Regions from separate parts of the Homo sapiens genome. Here region 1 is linked to region 2. Evidence: chromatin loops called from intact Hi-C (ENCODE). Cell type or tissue: HepG2. All regions are shown on one strand. Links, peaks and the distances in the headings refer to the core of each region. The heading gives the core; the rest is flanking DNA. Region 1 has its middle 51 kb from the start of LINC01091. Region 2 holds the start of TRC-GCA2-1 (tRNA-Cys (anticodon GCA) 2-1).

What was found. A loop is a pair of places that touch in the nucleus more often than their neighbours do. Peaks named below come from ENCODE experiments on the same cell type or tissue, not always from the same donor. Only the 100,000 strongest peaks of a DNase experiment are listed, where the experiment ranks them.
Region 1: it touches region 2 in a loop (5-fold over the local background); 2 of 110 quality-filtered maps call a loop at or near these places.

Annotation. Positions count from the first base shown.
Region 1 is chr4:123,591,793-123,606,061 of GRCh38, forward strand. No RefSeq gene overlaps it. Among named protein-coding and RNA genes, the nearest start is that of LINC01091, 51 kb to the right of the region's middle. RefSeq lists enhancers at 8,242-8,536, 8,504-9,149. In HepG2, for the core only: no CTCF peak of the experiment used is centred there; DNase peaks (open chromatin) are centred at 7,519 and 8,409; H3K4me3 peaks cover 979 bases.
Region 2 is chr4:123,497,491-123,514,672 of GRCh38, forward strand. TRC-GCA2-1 (tRNA-Cys (anticodon GCA) 2-1) reads right to left here and starts at 11,431; the gene lies at 11,360-11,431. RefSeq lists enhancers at 4,192-4,693, 8,051-8,898. In HepG2, for the core only: no CTCF peak of the experiment used is centred there; DNase peaks (open chromatin) are centred at 7,761 and 8,361; H3K4me3 peaks cover 1,342 bases.

The sequences.
Region 1 (14,269 bases), core at 4,908-12,907, 94 kb after region 2:
GTCCTATTTCTACTTTCAAGATTAACATCTAGTTTTCCCTGGTAAACTGACAAAATCCAACTCACATTGTTTTAGAAAATTTAGGAGATGGGTGGTCTTGTCGTCTTACTATAACTGCTCATTTTTAGCTTTGTTTTTGACTTCTCAATTGTCCTTCCTAGTAGAAAGCTAAGTAAAAGTGTGGTTCATGAGTTTGATTATTGACATTTTAGCTTCTAGCGAGGCTCTAATTTTAGGAGTGAGAGATAGACTCACACATAGGCAGATATGTAGGGGTGCTAAAAGCATCTATTGTGCAATATTATCCTTTTTCTTTAGTGTTTGGAAAACCTGCTTCTTTGCCTTTGGGCCTATTAAAATAAAGGTATTTTATATGATAGAGGGGTATTATCAGCCATTAACTTCTCATCACACATTTGTTGATATCATGGCCAGTAGAGACAGGGTCTTAAGGGAATGAGGCCCCAGAAAGATACTTTTAAAGAGAAGGAAAAAGGGGCAGTTTGTTTTCCCTCTTATGATCTCATTTTCTCCCTCTATCTCGATAACACCAAATATACAAAGCTTCTGCAGCAAACTCAATGTGTGTTCTCGGGAACATGCTGCTCAAATAAAAATATTAAGTTAAAAATAATCAATTGCCTTATTTTATCAAATTTTGTGTTTAGCATGTATAATCTTGATGCAGAGAAACTTCAGCAATGTGAATGGCAGACCTTACACTTACTGGAGAAAAGTTCTTTTCTGATGGCCAGTCAAAACATACCAAGAAAATAGGAATGATTGGAAAGGTTACATGAACTTTATTTGACCTTTTTATGTAGTATATTTAAAGATAAAACAGTTTTGCAGTAAGAAACCATGTCAGTAGTTCTCAGGTCTGATTCATTTTTTTTTTTTCTCATTCCCTAAGCTCTCCTGTATTGAGGAAATTGCTGTGGCAACTGAGATGTAGATATTAAGATTGTTTTGCTGGTGAACCCTGGGATATGTGCAAATTGACATGTACTCAAGGGAGAATTCCCACTGCAAAGAGTGTTTGCCAGACCACTTTAGTTTTCCCCAGAAGTTAAGAGTGTACTCTGGCTAATACTAAGAATGGTCAGCCAGGCAATAGGGTGATTCAAAGAGACAAAGTCCATGAATTTGTCTCATGCTGATCCTGAGAAAAGGGTCCATTGCAGACTCTGAGAGAGAAGACTATGAAGTATCAGAAAGTTTATATGTATGGAACATTTTGTTTTTAATTTTAGAAAATTATTTAGAAAAAGGTAATATGGGTAAAGATTCTCGAAGAAAGGGATTCAGAGATACTCTGATGCCGGAGAAGCCTATCCATGGAGCAAAGGTAGAAAACTACCAATATTCTTGGATATCACTACGAAGTCACAGTTCAGGGATAGCAAAGTGGTTTCATGGAAACTGTGTTGGGAAGGATTCTGGAGATGTTTGTCCTCAGGGAAAAGAGTACTTTGATGAATTAGTGATGTCTGCTATAGGTGTGCGAGGGGGAAGTCATTGTGCATGCCCAGTAAATTTGCTTAGTTCTGGTTGAGGTACAATCTTATAGCAAGTTTTTTGATATCTAATCCTTAATTTCTTTATCTGTAATGAAGACAATGATACCTGGCCTACTTACCTGGAGACCTGTTGTGAGAATGGAATGAGAGAGTAACTGTGAAAGCATTTTGAGAACTATAAAGTGTTGGAGAGGAAAAAAAAAAAAAACTTTTCCCCTATCATCTTAGGTTCAAGACATGGGGACCTGTGAATTAAACTAACAAAAGACAGATTAACAGGAAAAAGACACACAATTTTTATTAATATTCACATGCCTGGAAATTCATAAAAAAGAAGTGAAACTCAAAGAAGTAGTTAGACTTAGCGGTTTATATACCTTTTTAACAAAGGAAAGCATTTGGGATTCAAGGGGTGATAAATTGTGGGAAGTGACTAGGAAATAGATGGGAGAATGAATGGAAGATAAGGGATATTTTAGTAAGATCTGTTTATGCAGACTCATTTTGATGTTGACTCTGCATCTCAATGATAAGAGCTGTGCTTCCTTTCCTGGTAAGGGTGGTGGTGGTGGTGGTAATGGTGCACCCTCATAAAGCGAAATCTTGGCCCTGATTTTAGGCAGATAAGAGGAGAGCAGAGAACTCTTCTTATGTCTATTGATTCCCAATTGCCTTCAGATAAAAATAATTCTTATGCTAAAGTGGCATATTTTCGGATGGCATATCTTGAGCCCCTTCAAAAGCATTCTACACATGTGAAGGTTTATTCTTGTATTGTAGGTTGCATATTTTCTCAAATTAAATCTCAGTTTTTTATAAATTCACGATGAAATTGACCCCATTGAAAAAAATGCAATGGAGATGACAGAAACAAAACCATCCTTATGTATCCTTCCCAAAATGCACCTATACTTTCACTGTCAGCCAAGAAAGATAGGAATGGAACTAATTATCTGCAAATATTCCTTGACTCCCTCACTTCCCATCTGAGATTAATTATTAAAAAAGAGTCCCTGATGGATTCCTGCCTTCAGGTATAATTACGTCAAAATTGACTGACATTTAAAGCACATATGACACTTTTTAGATTTAATTAGAGTAAATTTGTGAAATTTACTTGACTGGTAGTTTTGGGGATGGTTGGAGGCATGAAAGTATACTTAACATTATAATTTCCTGCTAATGCTAAGATTTAGCCCCTATTGGAAGGTTCTATATTCAGAATAAAATCACTTAAGAAATGAAGCCCCAGTGACTGTTTTGGTCATGAAATAATGAGCCCAGTCACTGAGAGATGCCCTGAGAAAAAAAAAATTGCCACCGACGACAGTGGAAACCCAAAATCTATAGATGTTTTAGTTAAACAGTCTTGAAGATTTTCATGATTTAACAACGTTAAAATTCACTTGCTTTGCTATAACATTTTTTGACATTGATATTATGAACAGCAAAAAGAAATGGAGTATTTTAGATCAACTCCAAAAAATTATGGATAAAAACATATTTATCTGAGTGTCTCTAATGATTGTTTTAAATTCCTCCATGTTTGTGGCTATTTCTTTTTTATAATTGTGTTAATGTTCTTTGTCTGGACTAAGCCTGCTACTGGTTTATTTTATTAATTATTTCAATAAATCAGTTTTTGTATTAATCACTAATACTTTTTTGTATTTTAGTATAATTAACTGATTTTATTTTTCTAATTCATAGTATTTGTTCTTCCTTTTCCTTCCTTCCACTTTCTCTAATTTTGTTTTTTTCCTAATGTATTGACTTGAATATTAATTTATTTTTTTCTTTCTTATCTTAATAATGTGCTCATGATTATGAGTTTAATTCAAAGTAGTTTTTTCAGCCTGGCCCATATTTTAAAATATGTAATGCATTTCATTATTATTTTGTAGATATTTTGAAACTTTAGTTTTGATATTTTCTTTGATCCAAGTATTGATTAAAAGCAAGTTTCTTAACATTTATGTGGTTGATTTTCTTCTTCATGTCCTTCTCTTCCTTCTTGACTTCTCTTCCTTCTCCTCCTCTTCTTCATCTATAGTTTATCAATGGGGTTATAGTCAATAAAGTGTTCTATGCATTTCTAGTTTGTTGTTGTTTTGTTTTGGTTTGATTTATAGTCAAAATTTTATAAAGGTACCACGAATTCTTGTAAAGTAGGTGAATTATTTTTATTAGGATAGCAATTTCTACATATCTATTATGTTAATATTAATCAATTATAGAATTGATATCAAACATTCTTATTTTTTCTCTAATTGATTTTTCCATGGACTAAAATTATGATTTAGAGTTTTCTAATCTTATGTTGTAGTCTATTTTCCCTTGCATTCCCTATAGTCTCTGCATTATGAAATTAATATAACTTTTGTGCACCAAGAAAGTTATAATCTCATTGTGGATTATATTCTATATCATAAAGTTTATTATTTGTTTTGTTTAACACTTTTGCTTGAATTTAGCCTTGTCCAATATTAATACTGTGAACTGAATTTATGATACTATTACAAATGTAATAATTATAAATTAGATGAGTAAAGAAAATGTAGCTTCTATATTTTTTACATCACAGCTAATTTTCTTCCTAAGCCTTTACCTTGTTAGAAAGAAAGAAAACTAGCAAGGCGCAGTGGCTCACGCCTGTAATCCCAGCACTTTGGGAGGCTGAGGCAGGCAGATCATGAGGTCAAGAGATCGAGACCATCCTGGCCAACATGGTGAAACCCCATCTTTACTAAAAATACAAAAATTAGCTGGGCGTGGTGGTGTGCGCCTGTAGCCCCAGCTACTTGGGAGGCTGAGGCAGGAGAATCACTTGAATCCAGGAGGTGGAGGTTGCAGTGAGCTGAGATTGCACCACTGCACTCCAGCATGAGTGACAGAGTGAGACTCTGTCAAAAAAAAAAAAAAAAAAAGAGAGAAAGAAAGGAAGAAAGAAAAAGGAAGGAAGAAAGAAAAAGAAAGACAAACTGAAGCTTGCCAAGTAATGGTATCCATATCCTTTGGATTACTTATTCTCTTTTCGAGAGAGGTTTTTTGAATTCCTTCTCCTCTCCCTGCATCTCCTCAAGATGACATTGTAGTGTATGAGGTTGGTTAAAGTAACACGGCAGGATCTGACACCATTCTCCTGTTCCTTATTGGTCTCTGTTGTGCCGTGTCTGTTGAGGTAGAACAGATCCTATCTGGGCTTTCAGGTGTTCTGGCATGGGGTTGAGAAATACTCACATTGTGTGTTCATTATTTTTTCTGATGTCAGGTCTGTATTATTCCACCAGGTGGTCTTGCTCATTGGGGTCCAGTGCTATGGCACATATGACCTTCTGGGTCCCTTGCAAACTGCACATGGGCTATGGGGACCCACTTACTAGCCCAGGTTCATGAGCGCATCTCCTCCCCTCTGTCAGTTCATATTGCCTATTTTTTTTTTTTTCTTATCATACTGATATGGCACTAAGCAGTGAGAAGGATTTTCCCTAGCGGCTTGCAGCCTTCTGCAGACTGTGTGGAGGAAGAGGGCTACTAGCCGTGATGTTTTCAGGTTTCCTCCATACTTATTGGAAAGTTTTTATAGTCCTATCCCTTTTTATGTCCATTTTAGAACTTTTATAAGTCATTTTATGCCTTAAATTAGAGCTAAATCTAAAGCACAGTACAGTCATATGCCACATAATGACATATGAGTCAACATTGAACTGCATATGTGACAGTGGTCCTATAGGATTATAATACCATATTTTGACTGTATCTTTTCTATGTTTGGATATGTTTGGGTATACAAATAATCATCTTGTGTTACAATTGCCTGCTGTCTTCAGAACAGTGACATTCCTTACAGGTTTGCAGCCCAGGACACACAAGCGATACCAGCTTAGGTGTGTAGTAGGTTATACCATCTAGGTTTGGGTAAGCACACTTCATGATGTTTATACAACAACAAAACTGCCCAACACTGCATTTCTCAGAATGCATCCTTGTCATTACGTGACGCATGACTGCATTAAAAAGGTGCAGCATCATCTGAACATCTTTTTCCTTTAGAAAGCATATTTACCTCAATTACCTATATTGTTGATCCATCAGCACATCCTGTTGATTTTATCTTCAAAACCTATCCCAACTCCATCTACTTTTTGTCTCCACCACTCCCATCCTAATATAAGCTACCTCCTCTTTTTGTTTGTTTTGTTTTGGTTGGATTACTGCAAGAGCCTCCAAGTTTATCTCCTTGATTCCGATCTACATAGCAGCCAGAGTGATTATTTGAAAATATAAATGAGATCATGTAAATTTGCAAGACTCAACAAAGGTAACTCCTTATACTTGAAATACGTTTAAATTCTCTCTCAGGTTCTAGGTGTCTATATTTTCTAGCCAATGCCTACCTCTCTGGCATCATTTCCTATCCTTCTCTGCCTTGCTGACTACACTCCAGCCAAACCACACTGACATTCTTTCTGCTGTGGAACAAGACAAGCTCCTTCCTGCCTTAAGGCTTTTGGGTAGTTTTCTCTGTCTATGGAATGCTCTTTCTCCATGACTTCTTAAGGCTGGCTTTTTCCTGGTTTTACCTTCAATCATCATATCCTTTGAGAGGCCTTCTCTGACCATCCAATCTAAAGTAGTCTTTCAGTCACACTTTATCACAGTACCCTTTCCTATATCAATCACAGCACATATTATTACCTGATTAATTTTATTGATATATTCATTAATTTGCCTCAAGCAGTGATACATAAGCTGTATGAGAGTAAGAACATGCCAGCCAGTTATCACCAATATTAATAACAGCAAAATAATACAGTATTAACTATGATTCCTCAGTCTGACTCTGTTCTAAGCCCTTTCCATGTATTAGGATCTCTAATCTTCACTGAAATCTCATGAGGTTGTTATTATCATCCTTATTTTTATAGATAAAGAACTGAGGCATAGAGAATTTCAGTGACTTAGCCATAGTCACAAAGCTATTAAATGTTAAAGTTGGGATTTGAACACAGGTGAAGTGGCTTCAGACACCACAGTGCTATGTGTTAGTTACAGAAGTTACAGATCTGAAAGAGAGGAGTAATACTCCTTTCAAATACTCAACAGTTGGGAAGACAGGCAAGTGAAAGGAAAATCACAACAAAACCTAAGTTACATATTACAGGCATCGGAGGAGGGCCACTGCTGGGTCATCTGCATTTGCTTATATAGGAGTAGAAATTGTAGAAATGTGGAAGTAGCAAATGAAACATTTTCCAGTTTAAAGTATATTGAGTAACTGAAGTCTGTAAGACTGAATTCTTTTTCTGAAATCATTTTGATATTGATTTCCCATTCATTTGCCCTGGCAAAGAGAGAGATTATTTCATGAATGAAAGGTGATGTGAGGAGACTGAAAGAAGGTGAACCCAACCATCAGGAGAAAACCATTCTTTGCCTACTTTGAATAAATCGTTTTGAAATAATGAGACATAATTAATGTCAGTGCTTTGGATTATATGAACGTTTGCAAAGATATCCAGTGCAATTCTAATGGCCAGAAATGGCAGTCTGATTACAGTTATGCCAAATAGCCATTCCATGCCTTACAGAATGTAGCAGTAAAATGAAATTAACTGTTGGCATCAAGTAGTAAGACTATGATTACAACCAATAGTGGCCAGTCTTTATTTAGTGCCATGAGCTAGTTCTGAGGGCCTTGTAGGAATTAGCTCACTTGATCCTCACAGCAAACCTGTTGAGATAGGTATTATTATGGAGCCCCATTTTACTGTGGAGGAAATTGAAGCCCAGAAAGGTTAAGCAACTGGCCTAAAATTACACAGCAATAAAGTGGCAGAGCTGGAATTTAAACCCAACCGTACGATTGTGTAAATAAAGCAAACACATAATAACCACTATTCAGTGACTATGTTTGCCTGGTGCTGTGTTAGTCACTTTCATGTAAAGGTGATGTGAGGAGACTGAAAGAAGGTGAACCTTTTCATGTATTGTCTCATTTACTCCTAAAACCCTGCTTGGTGGGTGTTAAACTCATGTTACAGATAAAGAAACCTAGACACAGATAGGATTAGGAAATTTTCCCAAGGTTATGTAAAACCAGGCCTGTCTGACTCCAAAGTCTATAGAAACTAGTAATTCATTAAACTCTTTCTAGTAGCAAGTGGGATACTGTTCTTCCTTCTCAGTAATTATGTTTACCACTTCAAGTTCTTTCCCTCTGGTACTTTTCTTTCATTCTTTGTGTTTTTATGATACACAGCTCAATAAAGCATAATATACAACCTGCTAACATTTTCAGAGCCCAGATGTGTGCTGGGCATTGTGCTAAATTGTTTTCTATTAATTACCTCATTTAATCCTTCCAGCAACCATACATCATAGGTACTATTATTAGCACCTTTTTATATATGAGGCAACTGAAGTTGAGAAAGACGTTTTTGGCAGAGGTTTGATGAAGAGTCTGGTGATGCAATTTTTCTGGAGAGAACATGCAGCATTTCAAAGCCTCATTGCCTTCCTCTGTACTGAGAATAAATGAACCCAGATTCAGAAGTTTTAACATTTTTGAACATTAAAAAATATTCAATATTATTTTAGAATGCTTTTTTTTTGGGAATCAGGGTGGCTTGGAGTTGTATTCTTTGTGGTGTATTTCTTGAAAAGATCCATTGGCTAATCTGGCTAATTCAGGACACTTCCTCTTCCTCTCCTCTTTCTGTGGCTCTCTCTTCTGTTCTCAGGGCAGCCACCATTAGCATGTGTCTACTGAAGGAACAAGTGTGGTGGGGAACAGGGTGTTGGGTCTCTGGGAAACTTATTTGCATACTTCTTGTTACAAAAGCCAACCACATCCTGGTTAAGACAATGTGCTGTCTGATAAACAGACTGCATCCCCCAGTGTCTGCCTGGAGCTCAGCCAGCGTGTGGCCCGCCTTTGTCACAAGGTGCTGTTTATTCTGCCTGGAAGTCCAAGGACAGAACAAACCAGCTAAATGAACCTTTTATTTCTCCCATTCTCTGACAGAAATTCCTTGAGTCAAAAACATGTATTAATATTAGGTTAAGGGAAAAGCATCAGAATTCTCCAAATATGCCTTCCTAATCCTGTGGAAAACATATAAAAAGCTTTGGTTTTCCTCTCTAGCTACAAATTCTTTGGGGTTTGAGAAAACTAGGAAACTTGGAAAATATAGTGCAAGGGCGATATAAAAATCGTGGTTTACCAAGACTTTTTGTTGATAAATATTTCTTTCCACATCTGTTTTCTATGTGTTTCCTTTCTCTTTTCCTCCCTCCCACCCCAGAAAACACAGACAAAAGGAAGTGGAGGCTTAAACAATTAACTGGTGACTGCAGGACCCATTGTTTAGGAATCTGGATAATTGAGTCCTAATTTCTCTGACTCCCTTCACTTTGGTAAATTATAGAAAGAAAAAGATTTTGAGACTCAGTCTCATTTTTGGCAGTTAAGGTAAGAAATCCATCTATGCTTCCGTTTTACTGTTTTTTTTTTCTTTTTCTCTCCTCTCAAAACAATTCAACATTTCCTTCTCTGCTTATTTCAAATCTAAATGTGGTACATATTTTAAGACATATTTTAACCACAAATTTTATTGGTGACTGCAATCACTGAAAGGAAGGTACTCTGTGAACACAGAAATTGTTTTAATGTTTTTAATCAATAATTCCTATAAACAAATTTTGTCTTGAGGAAATAGAATATGCAGCTATTTCCTTTCTGCATTTACAGTGACCTCTGAAATATATTACAACCACTCATCTGTATCTAATCCCACATGTGTGGTGAACACTTTAAGTAACTTATTGACTAGAATCCTTCTGGAGGTATCTGTGGAGGATGATGATAGAGATGATGTTACAGAACAGTTTGAAAAAGACGCCAATTGGCATTTTGAAGGATTACCAACATTTCTAATAAAGTCTCTGAAGAGATTTCTGGCTGCTTAAGAACAATAATATGATAGAGATTGATTATTTTGAGGTTTCGAAGTTAAATACTTGCATGTGGTGAATACTGAGGCTTATTGTGAAAATGAAAATTAGACCTATGTAGAAATCCTTGTGGAGAATGAGACGGTCAGGACTTTTATCAATGCTGCTCTTTATACAACTGCCTCTTTGGAGAAGAAGTCGGTTCACTGTCCTTGTTAAATTTCAACTGCGGCTGATTCTGAATCTTGAGGACCATTATGATGTGAAAAAAGAAAAAAACACTCACTAAAAGTTAATGATCTTTCCCTAATCTTTCAGAAAAGCTGATACTGACTGGTAGATAGTAGTGCTCTGTCAGAATTGTAGAATGAATGAATCAAGCTGATATAATTCACTAACCATCTACCCAAGCCAGGATCTGTGTTAGAGCTTTAGAGACACACCTTGTTTTATTGTGCTTCACAGGTGCTGCGTTTTCTGCAAACTGAAGGTTTGTGGCAACCTTGCATTGAGCAAGTCTATCAGCCCTATTCTTCCCAACAGCATGTGCCCACTTAGTGTCTCTGTGTCACACTGTGGTAATTTTCACAATATTTCAAACTTTTTCATTATTATTATATATATTTTTAAATTTTACTTTAAATTCTGGGATACATGTGCTGAACGTGCAGATTTGTTACATAGGTATACATGTGCCATGGTGGTTTGCTGCAATTATTATTATATCTGTTATAGTGATCTGTAATCATGATCTTTGATGTCACTATTGTAATTTTGGTGGGGGCACCATGAACTGCCCCCATACAAGATGGTGTGTTCTGACTGCTCCACATACCAATGGTTTTCTCGTCTCTCTGGGGCCTCCCTATTCCGTCAGACACACGATATTGAAATGGGGCCAACGAATAACCCTTCAATGGCTTCTAAGTGTTCAAGTGAAAGGAAGAGTTGCAAGTCTCTCACTTTGAATCAAATTTAGAAATGAATAAGCTTAGTGAGGAAGGCATGTTAAAGTCAAGATAGGCCAAAAGGTAGGCCTCTTGTGCCAAACAGCCAAGTTGTGAGTGCAAAGGAAAAGTTCTTGAAGAAATTAAAAGTACTATTCCAATGAACACATTAATGATAAGATAGCACAACAGAGGCCGGGCATGGTGGCTCACTCTTCTAATCCCAGCACTTTGGGAGGCCAAGGCAGGAGGATCACTTGAGCCTGGGAGTTTGAGACCAGCCTGGGCAACATAGTGAGACCCTGTCTCTATTTAAAAAGAAAAGAAAGGAAAAGAAAGTGCAACAGCCTTATGTTGATATGGAGAAAGTTTAAGTGGTCTGGATAAAAGATCAAACCAGCCACAGCATTCCCACAAGCCAAAGCCCCAGAGCAAGATTCTAACTCGCTTCCATTTTATGAAGGTCTGAGAGAGGTGAGGAAGCTGTAGAAGAAAAATTGGAAGCTAGCAGAGGTTGGTTCCTGAGGTTTTAGGGAAGAAGCCCTCTCCCTAACATAAAAGTGCAAAGTGAAGCAGTAAGTGCTGATGTAGAAGTCATCCAGAAGGACTAGCTAATTGATAAAAGTGACCACACTAAACAATAGGCTTTCACTATAGACAAAACAGCCTTCAGTTGGAAGAAGATGCCACCTAGGACTTTCACAGTGTTACAGTAGGTAGTCAGGCAGACATGAGCAGGTCAGGAGAGGGCCTCCTTCCCAACAGGAATGTCAGGCTACCATCAGGTGATGGTCAGGTGGTTGTTAACAGTCTCTCTAAAATAATAATTGATTGCAGCCAGCGCCAGGGAAAGGCAGTCTCCCAATAGATAGAAATATCTGAAACTGGTGATCAGCAGCTTCCTGATAAAATCTAGGGGCTGGGTGAGTGGGCTCAAGCATATGCACTAAGAGGCAAAATATTGGAGTTTAACTGGTATTTGACCTTCTAGGAACATTCGACTGGTAAGAGAACGCCTCAAGTGAGCACACATACATACAACTCCAGTAAACACACCGTGCATGCAGTCCCTCACAAGTGCTGGCAGCCACTGTGCATACGGACAGCCTGCCCAAGGGAAGAAATGGGAGATGTAATGCAGCCTTGGAAGCATGCCAACATATGACTCCCCAAATCAAAGGTCAAACCACGTACTTGATTTTCTTAAGTTGCCCACTTGGCCCTCTTCCAAGCGTACTTCCTTTCATTCCTGCCCTGAAACTTTTATTTTCTTTCCTTTTATTTTTATTTATTTATTTATTTTTGAGATGGAGTCGCACTCTGTCTCCCAGGCTGGAGTGCATTGGCACAATCTTGGCTCACTGCAACCTCAGGCTCCTGGGTTCAAGCGATTCTCCTGCCTCAGTCTCCTGAGTGCTGGGAGTACAAGTGTACACCACATGCCCAGCTAATTTTTGTATTTTTACTAGAGACAGTGTTTCGCCATGTTGGCCATGCTGGTCTCGAACTCCTGAGCTCAAGTGATCTGCCTGCCTTGGCCTCCCAAAGTGCTGGGATTACAGGTGTGAGCCACCGCGTCTGGTCCCTAAAACTTTTAAACAAACTTTCACTCCTGCTCTAAAACTCGACTTAGTCTCTTACTCTGTGTTTTGACTTTTGGTCGAAGTCTTCTGAGGATGTGAGAGTTGAGGTTGCTGCAGACCCAAATGGATTTGCAGCTGCTAACACAGCTATAGAGGAAAAGTCAATGTCTGGCTTCAAAGCTTCAAAGGACAGGCTGACTCTCTCGTTAGGGGCTAATGCAGCTGGTGACTTTAAGTTGAAGCCAATGCTCATTTACCATCTGAAAATCCTAGGGCCCCTAAGAATTATGTTAAATCTACTCTGCCTGTGCTCTATAAGTGGGGCAACAAAGCCTGGATGACAGCACATCTACTTACAGCATGGTTTACTAAATATTTTATGTATACTGATGATCTACTGCTCAGAAAAAAAGATTCTTTTCAAAATATTACTGTTCATTAACAATGGACCTGACCACCCAAAAGCACTGATAGAGATGTACAAGGACATTAATTTTGTTTTCATGCCTGCTGATAGAACACCCATTCTGCTGCCCAGGTATCAAGAAGTAATTTAGACTTTCATGTTTTATGATTTAAGAAATACATTTTGTAAGGCAATAGTTGCCATAGACAGTGAATCCTCTGAGGGAATCTGGATGGATCTGGGCAAAGTCAGTTGAAAACCTTCTGGAAAAGATTCGTGACTTTAGAAGCCATTTAAAGCACTCGTGATTCAGAGGAGGACGTCAAAATGTCATGAACAGGAATTGGGAAGAAGTTGATTCCAACATCATGGATGACTTTGAGGGGCTAAAGACTTGGGTGGAGCAAGTAACTGTAGGTGGGATGAAAATAGCAAGAGCACTAGAATTAGACATGGTGCCTGATGATATGATTGAATTACTACAATCTCATATTAAACTTTAATGGATGAGGAGTTGCTTCTTGTGGATTGATGAGCAAAGAAAGTGGTTTCTTGAGATGGAATCTACTTCTGGTGAAAAATCTGTGAACATTGTTGAAATGACAACAAAAGATTTAGAATATTATATAAACTTAGTTGATAAAGCAGTAGCAGGGTTTGAGAAGAGTGACTTCAATTTTCAAAGAAGTTCAACTGCGGTAAAATGCTATCAAGCAGCATTTCATGTTATGAGGAATCTTTCACGAAAGGATGAGTTAATTGATTTGGCAACATTTATTATTGTCTTAAAGAAATTGCCAAAACTGGCCAGGCACGGTGGCTCACCTCACTCCCAGCATTTTGGGAGGCCGAGGCGGGCAGATCATGAGGTCAGGAGATCGAGACCAGACTGGCTAACATGGTGAAACCCCGTCTACTAAAAATACAAAAAACTTAGCTGGGTGTGGTGTCGGGTGCCTGTAGTCCCAACTACTCGGGAGGCTGAGGCAGGAGAATGGCATGAACCAGGGAGGCGGAGCTTGCAGTGAGCCGAGATCGCGCCATTGCATTCCAGCCTGGGTGACAGAGCGAGACTCTGTCTCAAAAAAAAAAAAAAAACCACCCCAACCTTCAGTAGTCACCACCCTATACAAGGAACAGCTATCAACGTCAAGTCAAGACCTTCTACCAGTAAAAAGATCATGACTCGCTGAAGGCTCAGATGATTGCTAGAATTTTTTAGCAATAAAATATTTTAAAAATTAAGATATGTACATTTTTTAGATATAATGCAATTGCACACTTAGACTGTAGTGTAGTGTAAATGTAACTTTTATATTCACTGGGAAAATTCCTGTTACTCGCTTTATTGCAATATTTACTCTATTGCAGTGGTCTGAAACTAAACCCCCACTATTTCTTAGGTATACTCCTATTTACATTATTTTATTTATTATGATATACATCAAGTAAAAATGTTCTTTGTATACTTTAGAAAAATAGATGTATGAAAGGAATTGCAACAAAAGCAAAAATTGACAAGTGGGATCTAATTAAATCAAAGAGCTTCTGCACAGCAAAGAAACTCATCTGAGTGAACAGACAACCTACAGAGCAGGAGAAAATTTTTGCAATTCATCCATCTGACAGAGGTCTAACATTCAGCATCTTCAAGGAACTTGAATTTATAAGAAAAAAATAAAAAAATAAACCCCATTAAAACGTGGGCAAAGGACACGAACAGACACTTCTCAAAAGGAGACATACAGGTGGCCAAAAAACATGAAAAAAAGCTGAACGTCACTGATCATTAGAGAAATGCAAATCAAAACCACAGTGAAATATCATCTCATACCAGTCAGAATGGCTATTATTAAA
Region 2 (17,182 bases), core at 5,092-13,091:
CTTCATTCAACATCTCAGCTGGCCTGAGTTCTTTTCCTGGTGAAACAATCATCATTTTTGTGCCTGAGGGGTCTGAACTCTTGGCGACCCTACTAGTATGAGGTTTCTATGGTTTCCGGGCGGATTTATTTTTTAATTGTGGTAAAACATACACAACATAAAATATACCATATTTGCCATTTGTAAGTGTATGATTCAGTAACTTTAAGCATATTCACAATGTTGTGTAACCATTACCACTATCTATTTCCAGAACTTTTTCATCATATCAAACAGAAATTCTGCACTTATTAAGCAATATCTCCCCCATTCCACCTCTCCCCACCCTAGTCCCTGGTAACCTCTGTTCTACTTTCTGTCTCTATGAATTTGCATATTTTGGATTATTTATATAAGTGAAATTGTACAATATTTGCCCTTTTGTGTCTGGTTTATTTTACTTAGTATAAGGTTTTCAAGGTTCATTTATGTTGTAGCATGTATCAGAATTTCATTCCTTTTTAAAACTGAATAATATTCCATTCCAGGCATATACCACATTTTGTTTATCCATTCATCTGTTGATGGATGCTTAAGCTGTTTCCATCTTTGGGTTATTGTGAATGCTGCTATGAACCTGGCATACAAGTATCTCTTTGACCTTTGACTTCTTGCTTTCAGGTCTTTTGGATATATACACACACACACACACACACACACCCCCTTTTTGGATATATATACATATATATACACACACATATATACCTTTTGGAGATATATACACCTTTTGGATATATATACACACATACCTTTGGATATAAATCTTTATATATATAGGATATATATTTTGAATATATATACATCTTTTGTATATATATATCTATATATCTTTTAGATATAGATACTTTGGAGAGATATATATATATCCAAAAGATATATATATATATATATCCAAAAGATATATATATATATCCAAAAGATATATATAGATATATGTATATCCAAAAGATATATAGATAGATATATCCAAAAGATATATAGATAGATAGATATATCCAAAAGATATATATAGATAGATAGATATATCCAAAAGATATATATAGAGATAGATATATCCAAAAGATAGATAGAGAGATAGATAGATATCCAAAAGATAGATATAGAGAGATAGATATATCTCCAAAAGATAGATATAGAGAGATAGATATATCTCCAAAAGATAGATATAGAGAGATAGATATATCTCCAAAAGATAGATATAGAGAGATAGATATATCTCCAAAAGATAGATATAGAGATAGATAGATATATCTCCAAAAGATAGATATAGAGAGATAGATATATCTCCAAAAGATAGATATAGAGAGATAGATATATCTCCAAAAGATAGATATAGAGAGATAGATATATCTCCAAAAGATAGATATAGAGAGATAGATATATCTCCAAAATATCTTTCAGCCAGACTGTAATGAAGTCTTTAACAAGCCATTCCACAATTATTTTTGTCAGGTCAACTATTTAGGGGTGGAGTAGATAATGAAACCAGTGAAGTCTATGGGCATGTGACCATTGCCTTACGTTTATTTTTCAGTGCATTTATCCTCTTGATTAGAAGAAATGATGTATGTAGTGGACCATGTTGGTGAATAAGGCATTCATTTGGCACAAGTAAATTACTGCATAAAGAAGCAATTGCAGTAGGGTGGTCAAATCCATATCCAAAACAAACTATCTGTGAGGACAATAACTATTCCCTCTATGATGAAAGGATGAAAGGATCCGATGTAAGTTACCTTACCTGATGACTGCCTAGTTCCTTCATGGTCAGGTTGCTCTATTAAAGGCTCAATATTGATTTTCTGCTGCTTGCAGATTAGAAACTGCAGAAGATAGATAGTTTAGCTGTGGTTGAGAAAAATCCATGTTGAGCCCATATATAACCCCATACCTACAGTCTCTTATTTCATAAGCCAACTAAACATAGCTAAGTAAAGAGAACAAACCAATATCTAGAAAACAGGCAATCTTAATAACCTGACTATTTAAAGCTTCCTTTGAAGAGGAATCTTCACTACTGACCTTCATTACTGACCTACAAAGGAAAGCCACCACTCCATTAAAAAAAATGTTGGTACTTACCCTTGCCAATGTATTATGTAATGTCAAGGTTCAATGAGTGTCCTCTAGGCCCTCTTGGTATATGTAGTTAGGAACTGGGTAAGCAGACTGCACATGAAAATATGTCTCAACCTAGCTATTTCTTTAAGTCTTTAGGTTCTTTCCTCTACATGGTATCAAGAAATTTCTGGCATCTGAAACAACTCTGAGTCTAGGTTTCAGAAAACCAAGTGAACAAATGGAACAAGCGCCAATTGTTTAAGATGAAATCACTGATAACTGCAGCCATGTTGATTAATTCAACCTGATCTAAAATTATTTACCCTCTCTTTTGTTTAGAAACCTTAGAGTCTGTTCCAACACATATAATCTATGTTCTTGATGTTCTAAATTAGAAAAATGATACAATTGTGTTTGAGTCTTTCTCTCTTTGGTTTAATTTTATAATCTAGTGAATGCTGGAATATGACTGTAGTTATAAGTCTTGAGGCAATGAATGGTGGTAGAAGAGAAGGATAAGGAGAATTGGTACTCATTGCAAGTTATTTATGTGAAGTGAGATTGTTATAGACTCTTAAAGAAAGATAGTTACAACTTCAACATACAGAAGAGGAGGAGCCGATTAAGCTGAACTAGTGCATTAGAGCTTGGCAGTTTAGACACTCATTGCAGCTAAATCCTCCCAGATATCTCCATTCCAGTTAAGGGTGGGGTTGGCAGTGTAACAAGCGATTCAAAGTTTCACATAAGAGACCTAATATGAATGTAAATTCATCTATGTCATAATTCAGGGACTCATGGAATCAGACTCTATATCTCAGTTTTGGCTATGTCAGACAAAAAATGTGGCTGACAAAAGATAAAATGTCTTTAGGGTAATTATAGTAATTCCTTGGTCTCTGATCAGGCCTTAAACAAGAACTAAGAACCTTGATGTCATCCTTTTCTTTATTTAAGTGCTCCAGTACAATGGAAGTAGTCTGGCTTATGTCCCTCCATTCTGTTCTATAATGGTGGCCACTTGGTCTGTAAAACCTTGTCTTCACTAAGAAGCATCCTGGTGGTCCCAGTGACTGTATTCTGGTGACTGCCAGTAAAGGTTTAGGCAACCTCCATCACTGTGCTCCCTCCCAATAGTAACCAGATCCTCAGTGCTTTCACATCCAACCAAGTCAGACAACCAATCTCAGATTTCTATTTCCCTCACTTGAAGTACCTCTGTTACCAATTACTTTATGCAGCAGAATTCACTCTAATTGGTTCAAGCAGATACCAGATACTTGGTAGTTAAAGAAGGAGGCCAAAGAACTATGCCCAAGTGGTTGCTACAACAGCTAGGAATGGAGCAGCCCTGAGAAATTTGCTAAGTCCAACAAAGGACTGTTTTGAGCAAAACACTCCTGGCATTGCCTCCTGGTCACTTGGAACCTACAACTCTAGGAACTGAGCTTCAGAAACTCTTCCACAGCTGCCCAAGAAGAATTGGAGGTTTCTGCTTTCCGGGAGACTTGATCTCCTCACCTTGTTCACTTCCACCTTCGAGTTCTGTGTGGTCATGTTGGCTTGGCAGAAGCTAGATTTCATACGGACCTTCACTGCAAGGGAGTCTGGAAAGTGTGGAGTTCATCTTTTGGCCTGTGAAGCACAGGAAGTCAAGCTACAAGAGGGTCTAGAAATGCTGAGGAACTTGCTGGGCATGGTGGCTCACACCTGTAATCCCAGCACTTTGGGAGGCTAAAGTGGGTGGATCACCTGAGGTCAGGCATTCAAGACCAGCCTGGCCAACATGGTAAAACTCCATCTCTACTAAAAATACAAAAATTAGCTGGGCATGGTGGCATGTGCCTGTAGTCCCAGCTACTTGGGAGGCTGAGGCAGGAGAATTGCTTGAACTCGGGAAGCAGAGGTTGCAGCAAGCAGAGATCGTGCGGCTGCGCTCCAGCCTGGGTAACAGAGTGAGACTCCGTCTCAAAAAAAAAAAAAAAAAAAACACAGAAAAGAAAAGAGAAATGCTGAGGAACACAACTCATTGTTCACTTTTACAGGAGCTGTCAAACCTCTGGCCCTATTCTCCATTTAATGAAACTTAGCAGATAGTATAGGCAGGTCACAGGTGGGAGTCAGAGAGGCCATTTTAGCTGTGAGTGATTTCTTCTTAAAGATGAGGAATTTCAAAGGAAGAGTGGAGCTATGGAAGAGGTACTTGTAATTATGATATAAAAATAGAAAGCAGATGTGTCAGACATTACAGCAAAAAAGGAAAAGAAGTCCGTATTTACAAAACAAAGAACTAATGGCATTTCTTTTCAATCTCCTAAGGTATGACAATGGTGCAGCCAAGAATAACAAAGAACAGGAACTAGAAAAAATGAATTGCAGTTTCTCTTAATTTTCATTCATATCTAAATCCTCTGTTCTTGTATATTCAAATAAAAACAGCAACAGGAACTTAGCTTTGGGCTAAAACTGGAAACAATTCAGGTTGTTATACTTTTTTGAAAACAAAATTTAATTTTTTCAGGTTCAAATAAATGCAATTCAAAGTAATGAAATGATAATCATGAATGATAAGTGAGGGGGGAGGACAACATGGTAAAGAGATGAGAAGATAGTAATTAATTTGGGGGAAAGTTCATATCTGCTATGTACAAAATGTTAGAATTATAAACTCAAGATGTGAAAATTAAAAGAAACCTAGAAACCAGTTGAACTTCTCCCTGCAGGCAGAATTTCTTCTGTATCCCTAACAAACGATTCATCTTCTATCTTCCACTTGACTATTTCTGGGAACAAAGAGCAAGCTGCCATCTTGGTCATCAAATGATAAATAAATGTAGTTTGGTATAACTCTTTCTTAGTAAAATTTTGCTGATATCCAGGGATTACTGTTTTTTTTTTAAGTTCTTATATCCTATGTGGTTTGTTCTTTTATTTACTAATATAATTTCAGATTTATTAGACTGCTCAATAGATGTGAAAAGATTTTTTTTAAAAATTCCACTTACAATCAGAATTAAACATATCAAGGGGATTTGTTCCTTGGGTAGTTTTCAACCTTTCTGTCTAAACATCCCATTCAGTACTCAAACTGTTTTCAACAATGGGCACTGCCAAGAGAAAACCGTTCAAACCACCAAAGAAAATAAAATTCATTTATATATTTTAATTTAATATATTATATATTGAAGACAAAAAGGCAGGGGAAATAGAATGGTTGTTTATAAAAGTTGACTTACACTGATTTACCTGTTACTGAAATAATTATCAAGTGCAGTGATATCAAACCCCAACATTAATTCGGTTACATACTTATCATTTACTGTGAGATTTACATTTTCCTACTGCGGCAACTGTATTGGTCAAAACTCTTTTGGATTGCAAATGACAGAAAAATCATTAAAATGGCTTATTTATTTTACTTTATTTTTTTTTTTTTTGAGAAGGAATCTCGCTCTGTCACTCAGGCTGGAGTGCAGTGGCGCAATCTCGGCTCACTGCAACCTCTGCCTCCCCGGTTCAAGCGATTCTTCTGCTTCAGCCTCCTGAGTAGCTGGGATTACAGGTGTGTGCCACCAGGCCTGGCTAATTTTTGTATTTTTAGTAGAGACGGGGGTTTCACCATATTGGTCAGGCTGGTCGAACTCCTGACCTCAGGTGATCCACCCGCCTCAGCCTCCCAAAGTGCTGAGATTACAGGTGTGAGCCACCACACCCGGCCTTAAAATGGCTTATTTAAAAGAAGGAATTTATTGGCTTACATCACTGAAAAGGTGATTGATTTAGATATGGCTGTATCTGGGTGCTCATATGATATGGTTAATCTCTCACTCTCCTTCTCTTTCTTTCCTATGGATGACTGTTCCTCACTGATGACAGGATGGTAGAGTGCAGCCCCAAGTCTGTATGCTACCACTTATTCCAGCAGTCCCTAATCTTTTTGGCACCAGTGACTGGTTTTGTGGAAGACAATTTTTCCATGGACCTGGGAGTGGGGGATGGTTTCTGGATGATTCAAGTGCATTACATTTATTGTGGACTTTATTTCTATTATTACATTATAATATATAATGAAATAACAATACAATTCACCATAATGTAGAATCAGTGGGACCCCTGAGCTTGTTTTCCTGCAACCAGATGGGACCATCTGGGAGTGATGGGAGACAGTGACAGATCATCAGGCTTTAGATTCTCAGGAGCTGGCAACCTAGATCCCTTGCATGTGCAGTTCACAATAGGGTTTATTCTCCTATGAGAATCTAATGCCACAGCTGATCTGACAGGAGGCGGAGCTCAGGTGGTAATGTGAGCAATGGGGAGCAGTGTCCTGCTGTGTGGCCCAGTTCCTAGCAGGCCACGGACCAGTACCAGTATGTGGCCTGGGGGTTGGGAACCCCTGAGTTATTCAGTTCCACTAGAAAGCAAGAATGGCTTTATTCTAATAATTTCAGCAAAAGTTCCCGGCTATCATGAGATCAACTTGGTTCATATGCCTGTTCCTGAAACTTACCACTATAGACTGAATAGGCTGATGGCAGTCACATGTTTACTGCTGGAAATAGGAAGGACTGCATGTGATGTGAAGTGTACAAAGCCCCAGCTGACAAGGCAGTGCAACCCTGGCTATTTTCTGGGCAAGGCTGGTGCTCTGGTGCTGGACTTCATTTGCCTGAAGGAAGCAGTGCATTTTTCTAACTTGTGTGAAGACATTGTATGGACTAGCTGTGGCCCTGGAGCCATGTATGTGGATGGGGTCGGCCTCACTGAACCACTGAGACTGTGAGTGGGAGAGGGATAGTCCTCTGAATGAAAATTAGGTTCACCTTCTATAAGGGAGAATGGATGCGCAAGCAGAACTATTGGATATACATTACAGAAAGTAATGCCATTACTGTAATTCTGAATCTTGCCTTGTAGAGCAACTCGACTCTTTAAGTCTACTCAACTCAGCTCAACGCAATCCAACAATTATTTTTTATAGGCCAAAGTGTGTGTGTGTGTGTGTTTGCACACACACCTGTGTGCTGGGTAGGGAGGTGTTACCAAAAGAAAAGACCTACCTTCAAAAAGCATAAAGTATTCTGATTTTAAGCCACGCCAACTATGAAAGTTTTTCTTAAATTCGACTCTGTTATACCAAATAAATTAAAAATTATGCAAAATTAAAGATGGTAGCATGTTTCTTTAGTTGCTTTTTAGCAAAATAATCTGTGTATTTCAGTGAATTACACAACTATTAGATGTTCAAATACGATTATATTCTGGTTAACTTACAAAATTAGGAGTTGAAAAATTATTTACTTCATTATATTTGTTATAGATATATCAGTCCTTATTTCCTAACAGTCTGAAATAGCAGCCAAATATAGCTCCTGTAGAAGGTCATCTTAGGTTTTCAGGTGACTTTTAATTACCACGTAGCTTTAAACTACTACTAGTAACTCATCGTTTAAAAAAATTAAATTAGCCTTTTATTTCTGTAAAGAAAACTCACCTTTACTCTCCCTTTACTGTCCTGTAGGAATTTTAACAGGACATGCATTAACTTTAGACCTTAGGGAAAGCACAAAATAAACAGCAAACTGATAATATTATCTCGCCAAAGTAAAACAAGGGATGGAGGCGTGGGGAGAGACGGCGGGCGGTAACTAAGTGCCAAACGGGATTTGTTTTTACTTAAACGTTTACAGAGCATCCGCGAGAACTTCCTTCTAAGCTAAATATGTCATCTAGCACCTGAAAAAATTTAAGTCTGGTTCTTTCTGGATAAAAGAAAGCGCACAGGATTTAAGTGAGTAAATACTTAAGTGAGTAAATTCTTAGAAAAAACAAAACCTAACCGCCACAATTGGACTTTGGAACTTTTTTCCCCCCTTAGCAGCAGGCTGAAATTTTCAGTTCCTCGGTCACTGATCAGGGAATTCTGCGCTTCAGGCTGTGTACACCCGCAAGTCTGGAAGGGTGATGATGATGATGTGATGATGAGTTAGGGCAATTATAACTACGGCAAAAAAAAAAAAAAAAAAAAAAGAGTTCGCAGGGACGCAGCGCTGCCGCCGCCGCCGCCGAGGCCGCGACCACGGCCCGAGCCGGCCACCGCGCGTCAAAGGAGCCATTCAAGGCCCGGCGAGGCCCGGGGGTTGAGAAGTTAAGGAGCGGGAGGTGGTGCGCCGGGGCCGCGGCCGCGCCATTTGCATTTCAATGCGACCCGCTTGTTGACTCAGTGCCCGGCGCTTCCGCAGCTCCCACCAGAATCTGCCTTTGTTGGTTTTAGCTCCGGTCAAGTCCACTTCTTGCATCGGGGGAGCCGCGCGCATTGAGTTTGTGTAGTCAGGCAGAACGCTCGACAGGAAGGAAGGAGGAAGGGGCGCTCTGCGCGGCCATTGTCTGGGCAACCGGGCTTAAGCAGCCGAGTGACTATTTAATCTATAAGGTGCACTTGAATCCCTCGCAAATCCTCTCAGTGTGGAGCGGAGGCACCCAGACAGGGACAGATGGTGCAGAACCCCTTTGTTTAAGAATATGGAAATACGCTTTTTCCTTTACTTAAGGTGGTCCGCTCTTTTAACTGTTGCTATTCCCCCTTGCTGCATTGTCAAGGAGAGGGCATGAGAGACTCATGGGTCTGGTCAGCCCTGCCGAAGCGCCTCCGTATTAAGAAAAAGTAATTGCTGGAAGGGAGTCGCCTCTTTTGGTGAGCCATGAGTACAGTGGAGACCCCACGTACCCTTTTGGTGCCCTTTGCACTTAGGCAGAGAGTAGCCGAAAGAAGTGTGTTCAGAATTCTTGCAAGATTGTTTTTCATGGGCTCCCTCTCTTTCCTTTTTTCACATTAAACATCAAGTTCGGAGGTCTCGGGTTGCTTCCCGTGCAACTACGGGAAAAGGGAGACGTCTTGTCCTCAGGGGGCCCTGCTGCTTCGCATTGACCTCTTGGGCTTGTAAGCAGAGAGGTTGATGGGCAGGATGGCCACTGCAGCTGGGCCGCACCTGTGCTTCTGTGTCCACAGCTGTAATTTAGAGTGTGTTCAACATCAGGCTGGGGAAAGGTACACATAGGTTTGGGGTATTGTAGAAAAGTGGAAGACTGCCCATAGAGCCCTGGAGCATGGTGACATTTCACAAGATAGCTTTTCTGATCTTCCTAACGACATGGAGGACTCCACTTGCAGCGGGACTGGGGATACACTAGGACCATCAGATCCCACCCCCAGTCAGTCTGAAATGAATTCAACCAACCGTCCACACATATAAGTCTCAGTTTTTGTTTAAAACATGCAGTCAGGCGAGGCGCAGTGGCTCACGCCTGTAATCCCAGCACTTTCGGAGGCCCAGGCGGGCGGATCACTTGAGGTCAGGAGTTTGAGACCAGCCTCGCCAAGACGGTGAAACCCTGTCTCTACTAAAAAATACAAAAATTAGCCGGGCTTGGATCCCAGTTACTCAGGAGGCTGAGATGGGAGAATCGTTTGAACCCAGAAGGCGGAGGTTGCAGTGAGCCCAAATCGTGCCACTGCACTCTAGCTTGGGCGACAGAGTGAGCTGTCTCAAAAAAAACAATAAAAAAAAATACAGTCATGGTCCTGCTGGGCTGTTCTAGCCATAGTAATACAAAACAAAGGAAAAATCTGAAGGGACAGCTGTCAGGTAAAAATCAAATTCGTTTCCATTTTCAGTACATATTAAACAGGAAGCAGGTAATTGTCTTGTGGTTTTGAAGGTAAAATAAAGAGGACACATTATAAAATAGATGTTGAAGTATTTTAATCTAGGTGTTTCAGTGTCGGGCATGTTAATACATTTCTGTAAAGAGGTAGATGTCTGTTTGGTCTCTAATGCAAACACTTGACTATGTGAAATGCTCACATCCATTTTTTATTTTTCTTAAAAGGCACTTTCTCTTCCCAACCACGTGGCTGCAGACTTCTTGCTCTCAAGTTGTCCTGACATGCTCTGAGAGCACACACAACATACATACAACACCTGGATCTGTGAATTAATTACTGCCTAGGCTACCACCAAGAAGCTTTCCAAGTGGCCAAGTGCAAGGATCTTCTGTTTCTTATCCAAGTACATTCTTTCATCACGGCCTTGGTCCAAGAATTGACCCTTAACTATGAATTCCTGCTTCATTTCCATTTCACTCAGCCATTTTAGAGCAGGAAAAAGCCAGAAGCAGGTGTCAGCCAGCAGGTGTGGCTCATAATTCATATTTTTCACAGAAGCATCATTTGGAGGGGAAAAAATCTGTCTAAGCTGGTTTCAAAGTTAACTTATTAGTATAAATTTTTTAAAAAAGATAGGCCAGCCTGGGCAACAAAGTGAGACCCCTGTCTCTACAGGAAAAAAAAAAAATTAGCTGGGTGTGGTGTTGCACACCTGTTGGCCCAACTACTCAGGAGGCTGAAGTGGGAGGATCACTAGAGCCCAGGAGGTTGAGGCTACAGTGAGCTGTGATCAGGCCACCGCACTCCAGCCTGGGCAACAGAGTAAGTCCCCATCTCTAAAGAAAAAAATAAAAATAAAATAAAAAATTTGGGAGTGGCGAGGGTCAGTGTTTTTTCTTATAATACATGCTCAGCCGGGCGCGGTGGCTCACGCCTGTAATCCCAGCACTTTGGGAGGCTGAGGCGGGCGGATCACAAGGTCAGGAGATCGAGAGCATCCTGGCTAACACGGTGAAACCCTGTCTCTACTAAAAATACAAAAAAGAAAAAAAATTAGCCGGGCGTGGTGGCTGGCGCCTGTAGTCCCAGCTACTCGGGAAGCTGAGGCAGGAGAATGGGGTGAGCTCGGGAGGCAGAGCTTGCAGTGAGCCGAGATCGCGCCACTGCACTCGAGCCTGGGCAACAGAGCAAGACTCTGTCTTAAAAAAAAAAAAAAAAAAAAAAAAAAAAACATGCTTAAGTGTTGCTTGGTAAACAATTTGCTTAGAAATACAAATGTTAACCTGAGACAGCTTTGCTTGCAGTTTTTTTTTTTTTTTTTTTTTTGAGACGGAGTCTGGCTCTGTCGCCCAGGCTGGAGTGAGTGGCGCGATCTCGGCTCACTGCAAGCTCCGCCTCCCGGGTTCACGCCATTCTCTTGCCTCAGCCTCCCCAGTAGCTGGGACTACAGGTGCCCGCCACCGCCATGGTCTCGATCTCCTGACCTCGTGATCTGCCCCGGCCTCCCAAAGTGCTGGGATTACAGGCGCGGCCTCCCAAAGTGCTGGGATTACAGGCGTGAGCCACCGCGCCCGGCAAAACTCCAGAGCACAGAGGGGGCACCCGGATTTGAACCGGGGACCTCTTGATCTGCAGTCAAATGCTCTACCACTGAGCTATACCCCCACCACTGCTTGTAGTTTTAAAATGTTATAGGTTTTTCCTTTTGCATAGTGAAAAATGGAACACAATGTTATTATTCCATGGACAGGTGTGAGCTTGAGCATATTATGTTCTTTGGCTTTCTTTTGATTTTATGTAATGTGTCTTTTGTTGGACTTCATTACAGTGATGGCCTCCCCCTCTGTTTCTGATTAAACCGTGAAACCTCACACACTCACTGATATTTTTTACTTTGTTTTGGTTAGTAAGTAAGTTTTGGTGATGAGACTATGAAGCCACAAATTCCCTAAAGCACTGGAATTCAGTTAAAAGGAAACTACTCCATCCAGCGAAGAGTTTTGGTTTTAGTTGAACCCGGAGCTTTGTGTTCATTCATAGTTAATAAATAATGCCCATTCATCTAGCCCAAGGGGACGAGATTGGGGATGCTCACATTCTATGGGGTGAAGAATTCCTAGAGTGCCTAAGACCAGTGTGTTATGTGGGACCTCGATTAAAGGTCAGAGAATGAGACTATGTATTCCCATAGGGAAGGGATACTTTAGCAACTGACTCTACTTATGAGAGGGTTCGGCCAGCTGGGACATGAATTCAAAGGCTTTAATTATGAATCAGTTCCCATAAGACTATTATGTCTGGATTGAAAGTGTTCAAATTGAACTGTAATTTTTAGTTTCTGCATTGCTTGCTTGGGTTTGAAATGGAAATAATTATGGTGATTCTCCATACCAGAAAGAAGATTATTTACAAGTGCACACCAAAATTTGCATTCAGGTGTGGAATTAGTTTAGGAAAGCTCTCCAAGTCAGAATCTGTTTTCCCCAAAGTCAGCACAGAGCCCCAGTTGCTGCCTCTGAAAGATTTCTGTCGCATCTTATCTGGTATCTGTGGTGGTTGCCAGTATCAACTGCTACCTCTTTGGAAAGTTACTCCCTTGTCTGTGGTGACAGGACACACTCCTGTTTTTCTCCTACCTCCATGGCCTGTCCTTCTTAGTCTTTTTTGGCCTTTCCCCTTTGCCCATCCCTTACTTGTGCTCTCTGAGAAGTTCTCTCATTGGGAGAGAACTCTTTCCTACATTCTCCCTTGGTGAGCTTTCTGGGAAATATTTCTTGAACACACCTCTACTCTCCTGCCTCAGGGCGTTTGCACATATGATTTTGTCTGCTTAGAATGTTCTTTCCTCACATATGGCGATATGTGGCTTGCTTCGTTGTTTAGTTCTCCAGTGTCACCTTTAGACGAAGGCTTTCCTGGTTATCCATAGAAAATAGCAGGTATCTAGTCAGGGCTGGGACTAGGCGGAGGCAAGCAAGATACCCAGGGTACAGAATTTAAGGAGGCACCCACTCTCATGCAAGGGCAGGGTGAGCACCTGAGAATGAGTGCCTCTCTACATTTAGTGTCCTGAGTACCTCGCTTGCCTAAGCCATCTGGCCCTGTACCCAGTCACTCTCCAGTCTCCTTATTTTTCTTCACAGATGTTATCACCCCCTAACATATGTACATAATTGATCACTGTCTGTTTCCCCACCCTTGCCCCACCCACGCCATGACAGTGTGAGCCCTGTGGGAGCAGGCCCTTGTCTGTTTTAGTTTTTGCTGTATCCCTGGAGCCTAGAACAGCTCAGGACATAGTCAGTATTCAGTATATGTTTATATTTAATTAAATATAATGTATAAATGGCTACCATTCATATTATTGATGGCTCTCAAATTTGCAAAAACAAGGTTTGTAAATGGACCTCTCCCCTTGATGCCCCACAAGCTTTTTAAACTCAGCATATCCAAAATTGCGTTTAATACCGTCTGCTGCCAAAAACCTACCTCCCATTTGAATTCTCTTTTCAGATGAATAGCACCTACATGCAGCTCAGATCAAAATGCTAGAGATGTGGTAACTCAGGCTTGCCAAGTTGCTCGGGAAATAACTTCTGCCCTGGTCATCTCCATCCCTAGGGTCCTGCCCTCTCATTCAGGCCCTCCTCCCTGCCTCCAGGGAAAACTGCCTTCACCTTTCAACTGATCTTGCAAATACTTTGCCTTTTCTGTTGGAAACTTCCACCATGTTGCTGTGAAGGGAGCTGTCTAAACCACACATCTGATCATGCCACTTCTTTACCTTATTCTCCTTCCACATAGCCCCATAGGTTTGAAGATCCAATCCAAATTTTGTAGATGAGAAGGCCCTTGTGATCTGCTGCTGAGCCTCCTGTGCCTACTTCCTTTCTTTTCCTGCCCCTGTGTTCTACCCTGCCTCCCCAGCCAACACATAGTCTTTGTGCTCCCTTACGGAATACTTGGAATTGCTAGAAACATCTATCTTTTCTTCTTTTTTTCTTTTTTAATTATACTTTAAGTTCTAGGGTACATGTGCACAACGTGCAGGTTTGTTACGTATATATACATGTGCCATGTTGGAGTGCTGCACCCATTAACTCATCATTTACATGAGGTGTATCTCCTAATGCTATCCCTCCCCCTTCCCCCCACCCCACGACAGGCCCCAGTGTGTGACGTTCCCCTTCCTGTATCCAAGTGTTCTCATTGCTCAATTCCCACCTATGAGTGAGAACATGCGGTGTTTGGTTTTTTGTCCTTGTGATAGTCTGCTGAGAATGATGGTTTCCAGATTCATCCAAGTCCCTACAAAGGACATGAACACATCCTTTTTTATGGCTGCATAGTATTCCGTGGTTTATATGTGCCACATTTTCTTAATCCAGTCAATCATTGATGGACATTTGGGTTGGTTCCAAGTCTTTGCTATTGTGAATAGTGCCGCAATAAACATATGTGTGCATGTGTCTTTATAGCAGCATGCTTTATAATCCTTTGGGTATATACCCAGTAATGGGATGGCTGGGTCAAATGGTATTTCTAGTTCTAGATCCTTGAGGAATCGCCACAATGTCTTCCACAATGGTTGAACTAGTTTACAGTCCCACCAACAGTGTAAAAGTGTTCCTATTTCTCCACAAGCCTTCCAGCACCTGTTGTTTCCTGACTTTTTAATGATCGCCATTCTAACTGGTATGCAATGGTATCTCATTGTGGTTTTGATTTGCATTTCTCTGATGGCCAGTGATGATGAGCATTTTTTCATCTGTCTGTTGGCTGCATAAATGTCTTCTTTTGAGAAGTGTCTGTTCATATCCTTTGCCCACTTTTTGATGGGTTTTTCATTTTTTTTCTTGTAAATTTGTTTGAGTTCTTTGTAGATTCTGGATATTAGCCCTTTGTCAGATGAGTAGATTGCAAAAATTTTCTCCCATTCTGTAGGTTGCCTGTTCACTCTGATGGTAGTTTCTTTTGCTGTGCAGAAGCTCTTTAGTTTAATTAGATCCCATTTGTCAATTTTGGCTTTTGTTGCCATTGCTTTTGGTGTTGTAGACATGAAGTCCTTGCCTACGCCTATGTCCTGAATGGTACTGCCTAGGTTTTCTTCCAGGGTTTTTATGGTTTTAGGTCTAACATTTAAGTCTTTAATCCATCTTGAATTAATTTTTGTGTAAGGTGTAAGGAAGGGATCCAGTTTCAGCTTTCTACATATGGCTAGCCAGTTTTCCCAGCACCATTTATTAAATAGGGAATCCTTTCCCCATTTCTTGTTTTTGTCAGGTTTGTCAAAGATCAGATGGTTGTAGATGTGTGGTATTATTTCTGAGGGCTCTGTTCTGTTCCATTGGTTTGTATCTATGTTTTGGTACCAGTACCATGCTGTTTTGGTTACTGTAGCCTTGTAGTATAGTTTGAAGTCAGGTAGCGTGATGCCTCCAGCTTTGTTCTTTTGGCTTAGGATTGTCTTGGCAATGCAGGCTCTTTTTTGGTTCCATATGAACTTTAAAGTAGTTTTTTCCAATTCTGTGAAGAAAGACATTGGTAGCTTCATGGGGATGGCATTGAATCTATAAATTACCTTGGGCAGTATGGCCATTTTCATGATTTTGATTCTTCCTATCTATGAGCATGGAATGTTCTACCATTTGTTTGTATCCTTTTTTATTTCGTTGAGCAGTGGTTTGTAGGTCTCCTTGAAGATGTCCTTCACATCCCTTGTAAGTTGGATTCCTAGGTATTTTATTCTCTTTGAAGCAATTGTGAATGGGAGTTCACTCATGATTTGGCTCTCTGTTTGTCTGTTATTAGTGTATAAGAATGCTTGTGATTTTTGCACATTGATTTTGTATCCTGAGACTTTGCTGAAGTTGCTTATCAGCTTAAGGAGATTTTGGGCTGAGACGATGGGGTTTTCTAAATATACAATCATGTCATCTGCAAACAGGGACAATTTGACTTCCTCTTTTCCTAATTGAATACTCTTTATTTCTTTCTCTTGCCTGATTGCCCTGGCCAGAACTTCCAACACTATGTTGAATAGGAGTGGTGAGAGAGGGCATCCCTGTCTTGTGCCAGTTTTCAATGGGAATGCTTCCAGTTTTTGCCCATTCAGTATGATATTGGCTGTGGGTTTGTCATAAATAGTTCTTATTATTTTGAGATACGTCCCGTCAATACCGAATTTATTGAGAGTTTTTAGCATGAGGCGCTGTTGAATTTTTTCAAAGGTCTTTTCTGCATCTATTGAGATAATCCTGTGGTTTTTGTCTTTGGTTCTGTTTATATGCTGGATTACATTTATTGATTTGCGTATGTTGAACCAGGCTACCAAGCAAATGGAAAACAAAAAAAGGCAGGGGTTGTAATCCTAGTCTCTGATAAAACAGACTTTAAACCAATAAATATCAAAAGAGACAAAGAAGGCCATTACATAATGGTAAAGGGATCAATTCAACAAGAAGAGCTAACTATCCTAAATATATATGCACCCAATACAGGAGCTCCCAGATTCATAAAGTCCTTAGAGACTTACAAAGAGACTTAGACTCCCACACAATAATAATGGGAGACTTTAACACCCCACTGTCAACATTAGACAGATCAACTAGACAATGTTAAAAAGGATATCCAGGAATTGAACTCAGCTCTGCACCAAGCAGACCTAATAGACATCTACAGAACTCTCCACCACAAATCAACAGAGTATACATTCTTCTCAGTACCACATCGCACTTATTCCAAAATTGACCGCATAGTTGGAAGTAAAGCACACCTCAGCAAATGTAAAAGAATAGAAATTATAACAAACTGTCTCTCAGACCACAGTGCAATCAAACTAGAACTCAGGATTAAGAAACTCACTCAAAACCGCTCAACTACATGGAAACTGAACAACCTGCTCCTGAATGACTACTGGGTACATAACAAAATGAAGGCAGAAATAAAGATGTTCTTTGAAACCAATGAGAACAAAGATACAACATACCAGAATCTCTGGGACACATTTATGGCAGTGTGTAGAGGGAAATTTATAGCACTAAATGCCCACAAGAGAAAGCAGGAAAGATCTAAAATTGACACCCTGACATCACAATTGAAAGAACTAGAGAAGCAAGGGTAAACACATTCAAAAGCTAGCAGAAGGCAAGAAATAACTAAGGTCAGAGCTGAACTGAAGGAGATAGAGACACAAAAAACCCTTCAAAAAAATCAATGAATCCAGGAGCTGGTTTTTTGAAAAGATCAACAAAATTGATAGACCGCTAGCAAGACTAATAAAGAAGAAAAGAGAGAAGAAGCAAATAGATACAATAAAAAAATGATAAAGGGGATATCACCACCAATCCCACAGAAATACAAACTACCATCAGAGAATACTATAAACACTTCTATGCAAATAAACTAGAAAATCCA